Regions from separate parts of the Homo sapiens genome. Here region 2 is linked to region 1. Evidence: chromatin contacts called from ENCODE Hi-C or POLR2A ChIA-PET data. All regions are on one chromosome and are shown on one strand. The core of a region is the stretch at or near the end of the contact, and the rest is flanking DNA. Distances in the headings are between cores, read along the strand shown. Region 1 holds the start of MTTP (microsomal triglyceride transfer protein). Region 2 overlaps MANBA (mannosidase beta).

Region 1 (3,518 bases), core at 922-3,421:
GCTTCTGCCCTGCTTCACATATTATGTAAAATAGCTGGTGAGTTTTAGGAGGTAGTGCTCACATGTTTGCACAGTGTTTGCTGTGGACGATCAACAGTAACAGAAGAGCATACTTCTTCGATACACAGAGTTTACTGAATTTGGAAAGGCTTTGGCATTCTTATGTCATCTGTAATGAAACAATCTCCAGAAGTCTTTTCTAAAATGTCCTTGTAAAAAGAAAAAAGTTATGTTTATATTTTATAAAAGGATGATGTTATTTATAACCAGCAGAAGCAGCCTTATTTGAACATCTTATGTTGAAATTGCTACTTAATACAGTGACTCATAGGAGCTTTCTAGTGGAAATCAAATGCTCAAATGAAATAGAATTTAGTTTGTTAGGCAATAGTGATATGTCTTTTATTGGTTGGACTCTGGAAAACACTTGACAACGAATAGTACTTTACCCGAAGGGCACGTATCATGCACCACATAGCCTAACCACAAACATTAAAGGTCTTGTAACTGTGAGCCTCAAATGAAAATACATAAGGACAGCTCTCATACAATCAAATACAATACAAACTAGCTTTTAATTTAAATAAATATGTAAGTAAAGTTCAAGTGACTATAATGATTTTATATCCCTATGTATGTATCACAGAAATTGTGGCAAACTGTAGAAATCTATTCAAATGGAAAGTAACAAAGCACTTTCACATTGCCTTGTATTCAAAATCCCTACTCTTCATAAAAACTTATATTTCTTTAACAAAGCTACTTTTCTGTTTAACTCCCGGAAAACTTCGTATTTATAACTTAAGGGGGTTTCTCCAACCAAACAATTTATTTTTGCTAGGTACTATAGCTATATTTTTTATACAAAATTTGTGACAGCAAATGAAATTCTAATCCCAATAGAAGAACAAACAATTTTCATGTTTCGATCTTCATATATATAATTCAAGAGGAAATATGCTTAACTTTGTAGATTTTTACATTTTAAATTGCATTGTGTCTGTATCAAGTCTACTATCTTTTACCTAGATTGTCTGGAAGATTTAAGCTCAAGGTTACGGTTTGAGAAAAGGGTTTTGAGAGTGACCAGGATAGATTTAAGAATTCATTTTATACTAAAATATGGCCATAAATATTTTTAAATACATTCAAATAGCCCTTTGCTGGCACATTTTTTCCCTTCTTTGCCAAAACATTCCCACAGGCGGCCTAAGTCACCTCATTTTATAGGTTTAGTAGGTTTAGCAGGCTTTATGTGCTCTAGTAGGGTTAGTAGGTTTTGTTCATATCAGGTCTCTCTCATGGGAGTTTCCAGGGACAAGGATTGCTTCAGTTAGTATGGCCTTAGCCATACTAGGGTATTTGCTTTAATTCTACAGAAGTTTTCTAATTAATATTCTGTAGCAAAAGAACTAAGATCTGGAATTCCCCCTCTTAATCTCTTCCTAGAAATGAGATTCAGAAAGGACAGGACTGCATCCAGCCTGTTTGGGAACTCAGACAAATGTGTGTTGTCACAGACACAAATAGAGGTCTACTATGAAATAATTGGCTTGCTAGTGTGCTAATGACAGACAATGCTGATTTGCTCCAACCTCATACAGTTTCACACATAAGGACAATCATCTATGTTTCATGAAAGTTCTATCTACTTTAACATTATTTTGAAGTGATTGGTGGTGGTATGAATTAACAGTTTAAATTTAAATCCTAAAATTCAGTGTGAATTTTTTATAATAGCATAAAAATTCAAAGATGTCCATACAAGAAAAATTAAAATTTGGTTAGGTTTAGCAGAGTTTGAGAATCCTTACTACCCTCCCACATAGTATTGTAATGTGAATATAGGCAGTTACTATTACAGGCATAATGATGATTATGTATTAAGCAGAAAGAAGTATCACCACCAGTTTTTTTCTTTGAATGCCCCTCAGTACTTCTGCATTTATAGGATGGTAGACTGGTTTGGTTTAGCTCTCAAAAGTGAAAACATTTAAAGTTTCCTCATTGGGTGAAAAAAATTAAAAAGAGTGAGAGACTGAAAACTGCAGCCCACCTACGTTTAATCATTAATAGTGAGCCCTTCAGTGAACTTAGGTCCTGATTTTGGAGTTTGGAGTCTGACCTTTCCCCAAAGATAAACATGATTGTTGCAGGTTCTGAAGAGGGTCACTCCCTCACTGGCTGCCATTGAAAGAGTCCACTTCTCAGTGACTCCTAGCTGGGCACTGGATGCAGTTGAGGATTGCTGGTCAATATGATTCTTCTTGCTGTGCTTTTTCTCTGCTTCATTTCCTCATATTCAGCTTCTGTTAAAGGTAAGTTTGTGTTGCCTTTTGCTAAACTTTAATTTCCATCTTTGGAGTTGGAGGCAGATACGTGCGTGTGTGTGTGTTTGTGTGAGTGAATAGTGAAAGAGTTTCTGACTAAACTATCTTCAAAACCATGTAACTTTGGAATGTTTGTGAAAGCATGGCTGAGTTGAAATGAAAACCAAATTCAAATCCCTACAAACATTAAGAAAACAGATATTTCTTTTAGTTTCAGTTCCTCAGACCAGTGTGTTCTTGCTTCAATTTCTCATTCATGGTCTGTTTTTAAAAGAAGGAAAAAAGATACCCACTATTGTTACCTGCTGTTGTTGGTCACATTGAATGCAGCTCCTTCATTTGAATTGTAAATGAGGATTTTTTTTAAAAACCGAGTTCTTAAATTTTCTTTTAGTTGCTTAGCAATGTGACCTCAAGAAGAATTAGACCCAATGAAAAAGGCATTTGATTTGCCAAAGAATTATGAATGAAATGGCACAACATATATTTAATTCCGTTACAATTAAAAAATGATAGAATTCATAGTGAATTAAAGAAAATTAAATTTCCTGATACAGATTTAAGAAATAAGACATTATCTTTGGAAAAATAATGTTGCTACTTACAGTTTCTATTTTAAGATGAAATTAATTTTAAAAATACATATGAATTAATACCATTGAAAAGGCAAGTGAAAAAACATTTTATGAGGAATGGTTTCATAAAACTGTTGTGAAGTGTATTAATATAGAATCATGTTTCAGATCAGCTACATTATAAACATCGGTTTTCCAAATGCTGCATTGTGTAAAATGATCACTTTTTAGTTTCTTAGGAAGACACACTGTTAAAAACCAATTGATATAACAACATAGCGTTATAGGGACCAATTTTAAAACCATGTACTCTAAGTAATTGATAGAAAACAATTCACTTATAAACTTATAAAACCTGTTAGGGATAAATGTGGCTTTTGATATTAAAGTAAAGTTTGCCTCAGGATTTTTTGTGTAGAAAATTTCCACATGAGGAAAAAAACCTAATCTTCATTATTGGAGCAATAGAGGGTTAAATTTAAACCAATTCACCTCAGCAAATCACACTGTAGGTTCTTGAACTAAAGAAAATATTTTCACCAATTTCTAAATATTTACTATTTAAACATACAGTTCTTACTTGGACAAAAGAAATTTTTTAATGAGAAGAAGA
Region 2 (3,849 bases), core at 98-2,597, 3.2 Mb after region 1:
CTTAACTTCTAGTTTAATGGAATCATTGTGTCTCCTGGTGGCAGCGTTTCTCCCTCTGGAACTAAGACTTCTAGACCAGCAGAACGTAATGTCGCAGGAACAGGAAGCAAAAATTTTGCTAGTGGATCACTAGGGGTGATGGTGAGTGGTACCACTTCCACTTCCATCCCTTGCTTCCTGGACCTATGAATCTTGGCTATGGGAGAAACAGTACCATATATTGAATGCTGATTCAGAGCATACATGGTCTTCTGGAGAACTTTGCCGCAGCCCTGAAAAGTATTGTCACCCAGTTGGCATTGTAATTGTGACTACAGAAGGCCATTCCACCATTCTATCAATCCAGCTGCTTCAGGATGATAAGGAACATGGTAAGACCAGTGAATTCCATGAGCACGAGCCCACTGCCACACTTCTTTAGCTGTAAAGTGAGGGCCTTGGTCAGAGGCAATGCTGTGTGGATTACCATGATGGTGGATAAGGCATTATGTCAGTCCATGAATGGTAGTCTTGGCAGAAGCATTGCGTGCAGGATAGGCAAACCCATATCCAGAGTAAGTGTCCATTCCAGTGAGAACAAACCTCTGCCCTTTCCACGATAGAAGCAGTTCAATATAATCAACCTGCCACCAGGTAGCTGGCTGATCACCCCCAGGAATGGTGCCATATCGTGGGCTCAGTGTCGGTCTCTGCTGCTGGCAAATTGGACACTCAGCAGTGCCGTGGCCAGGTCAGCCTTGCTGAGTGGAAATCCATGTTGCTGAGTCCATGTGTAACCCCCATCCCTGCCACCATGGCCACTTTGTTCATGGGCCCATTGGGCAATGACAGGGATGGCTGGGGAAAGAGGCTGAGTGTTGTCCACAGAACGAGTCATCCTATTCACTTGATTATTAAAATCCTCCTCTGCCAAGGCCACCTGTTGGTGAGTACTCACATGGGATACAAATATCTTCATAGTTTTTGACCATTCAGAGAGGTCCACCCACGTACCTCTTCCCCAAATTTCTTTGTCACAATTTTCCAATCATGCTTCTTCCAAGTCACTGACCACCCAGCCAAACCATTGGCTACAGCCCATGAATCAGTATATAACTGCACATCTGGCCATTTTTCTTTCCATGTAAAGTGCACAACCAGGTGCACTGCTTGAAGTCCCACCCACTGAGAAGATTTCCCTTCACTGCTATCCTTCAGGGATGTCCTAGAAAGGGGCTGTAGTGCTGCAGCTATCCACTTTCGGGTGGTGCCTGCATATCGTGCAGAACCATCTATAAACCAGGCCCTAGTCTTCTCTTCCTCTGTCAACTGATAATAGGGAACTCCCCATGAGGCCATTAGTGCAGGCTGGGGGAGAGACGGCAGGGTGGCAGAAGTGAGCCACTTCTGCCTTTGAGCCACTTCCTCATGTAACTTAACTGTGCCTTCAGGACCTGCTCGAGCCCAATCATGTATATACCACTTCCATTTGATGAGGGAATGCTGCTGTACACAACCTACTTTATGGCTAGATGGGTCAGAAAGCACCCACTTCATGATAGGCAGTTCAGGTCACACAGTGACTTGATGACCCGTAGTCAAAGGTTTGGTTTCCACCAAAGCCCAGTAACAGGCCAAGAGCTGTCTCTCAAAAGGAGAGTAGTTATCTGCAGAAGATGGCAGGGCTTTGCTCCAAAATCCTAGCAGCCTCTGCCATGATTCAGCTATGAGGGCCTCCCAGAGGCTCCAAACACCATCTCTATCTGCCACTGATACCTCAAGCACAATTGGATCTGCTGGGTCATATGGTCCAAGTGGCAGAGCAGCTTGCACAGCAGCCTGGACCTGTTGCAGAACCTTCTCCTGTTCTGGATCCCACTCAAAACTGGCAGCCTTTTGAGTCACTTGCTAAATGTGTCAGAGTAACACAACCAAATGTGGAATGTGTTGCCTCCAAAATCCAAATAGGCCCACAGGACGTTGTGCCTCTTTCTTGGTTGTAGAAGGGGCCAAATGCAGCAACTTATCCTTCACCTTAGAAGGAATATCTCAATAGGCCCCATACCACTGGACCCCTAGAAATTTTACTGAGGTAGAAGTTCCCTGAATTTTGGTTGGATGCACATGTCTCACCAATAAGTCCAGTGTGTTTGGTACTTCTTGCTCACTGGATCCAATCAGCATAATGTCATCAATGTAATGGACCAGTGTGATACCTTGTGGAAGCGAAAGAGATCAAAGTCTCTTCGAACAAGATTATGACATAAAACCAGAGAGTTGATATGTCCCTGAGGTAGGACAGCAAAGGTATATTGCTGGCCTTGCTAGCTGAAGGCAAATTGCTTCTGGTGGGCCTTATGGACAGGAATGGGGAAAAAGACATTTGCCAAATCAATGGCTGCATACCAGGTACCAGGAGATGTGTTAATTTGCTCAAGCAATGAAACCACATGTGGTACAGCAGCTGCAATTGGAGTCACCACTTGGTTAAGTTTACAACAATCCACTGTCATTCTCCAAGATCCTTCTGTCTTCTGCACAGGTCAAATAGGAGACTTGAACAGGGATGTGATGGGAATCACCACCCTTGAGACTTTCAGGTCCTTGATGGTGGCACTAATCTCCACAATCCCTCCATGGATGTGATATTGTTTTTGATTTGCTATTTTTCTAGGTAGGGGTAGCTCTAATGGTTTCCATTTGGCCTTTCCCATCATAATAACTCTCACCCTACAAGTCAGGGAGCCAGTGTGGGGGTTTGGCTACCTGCTACGTATGTCTATGGCAATTATGCATTCTGGCACTGGGAAATGACCACAGGGTGGGTCCCTGGATTTCCTTCCAAGGAAGGAAGTCAGACCTGTAAGTCAGACCTGAGCTAAAACTCCATTAATTACCTGATCTCCATAAGCCTCTACTTCAACTGGAGGACCACAATGACATTTTGGGTCCCTTGGTATCAATGTCAGCTCAGAGCCAGTGTCCAGTAGTCCCCAAAATGTCTGATCATTTCCCTTTCTTCAATGCAGTTACCCTGGTAATAGACTGGGGGTCTCCTTGGGGAAGGATGGGAGAAATATTAACAGCATAAATAGTCACTAGCATAGTGGGGTCCTTTTCAAGGGGACCCAGCCTCCCCTTCATTCAAGGGTTTCTGGGCCTATAAATTTTGTGGTGGAGTGACTGTTGTTCCCACCGTTAGATCTGACATACAGAGAAGAGCAATTACAGGACTCTTCAGAGATGCAGTTGCCGCCATCACAAATCCATTTCGCAAAGCGTTGGTCAAGGGTGTATCTTCTGGACCCTCCCAGCTGGGATGGGTAGGTCCAAAGTGACCAATCCACTCCAGCATCCAATCTCCCTAAACTTTTGGATCCCTTCCTCTACATTAAACTGAGAGAGATCAGGCATTTCCAGCTTGCTCACAGTGGGCCATCTTTTATCCATATTTCAGCTAACCAAGCAAATAAACTATTAGAACCATTAAAACCTTTTTTAACTCCCTGAGCTGCAACATCAAAAGCAGAATCTCTACTTAGTGGGTTCAAATCAATAAGTCCAGCCTGATCCAACTCTATATTCCTTCCGCCATTATCTCACACCCTTAATATCCATTCCTATGACTCTTCTCCAGATTTCTGCTTATATAAATTAGAAAACTCAAGCAGTTCTTTTCTAGTGTAGCACATCTCCTCAAGGGTCACTCTGAACCTCACCTCTAGGGGTCTGCTGGGACTTTAGTCTAGGTATAGGTCTAGAAGCAAACAGGGGTGTTGGGGGTGGCTCCTGAGGAGAATCAACGTTATTTTGCCTGGCAACTGCCTCAGAGGAGGCCATCACTGTTGCCTCCAGGCAGCGCATGGTTTA

What was found. A loop is a pair of places that touch in the nucleus more often than their neighbours do. ChIA-PET counts read pairs that join two places held with the same protein, here RNA polymerase II (POLR2A).
Region 2: a map of heart right ventricle shows a loop between it and region 1 (27-fold over the local background). The contact joins the enhancer-like site here to the promoter of MTTP in region 1. A Hi-C loop is called at or near these places in 1 of 168 maps with a recorded cell type or tissue (heart right ventricle). POLR2A ChIA-PET finds 5 or more read pairs at or near these places in 1 of 52 experiments (H1).

What each region holds. Positions count from the first base shown.
Region 1 is chr4:99,572,653-99,576,170 of GRCh38, forward strand. MTTP (microsomal triglyceride transfer protein) reads left to right here and starts at 2,172. Exons shown (of 18, transcript NM_001386140.1): 1 at 2,172-2,318. The coding sequence starts at 2,258.
Region 2 is chr4:102,742,209-102,746,057 of GRCh38, forward strand. The region is part of intron 1 of MANBA (mannosidase beta); the gene reads right to left. Among named protein-coding and RNA genes, the nearest start is that of MANBA, 17 kb to the right of the region's middle. Within about 2 kb of position 1,348, at least 3 of the 41 ENCODE cell types and tissues checked have a DNase peak (open chromatin) inside an H3K27ac peak, as active enhancers do.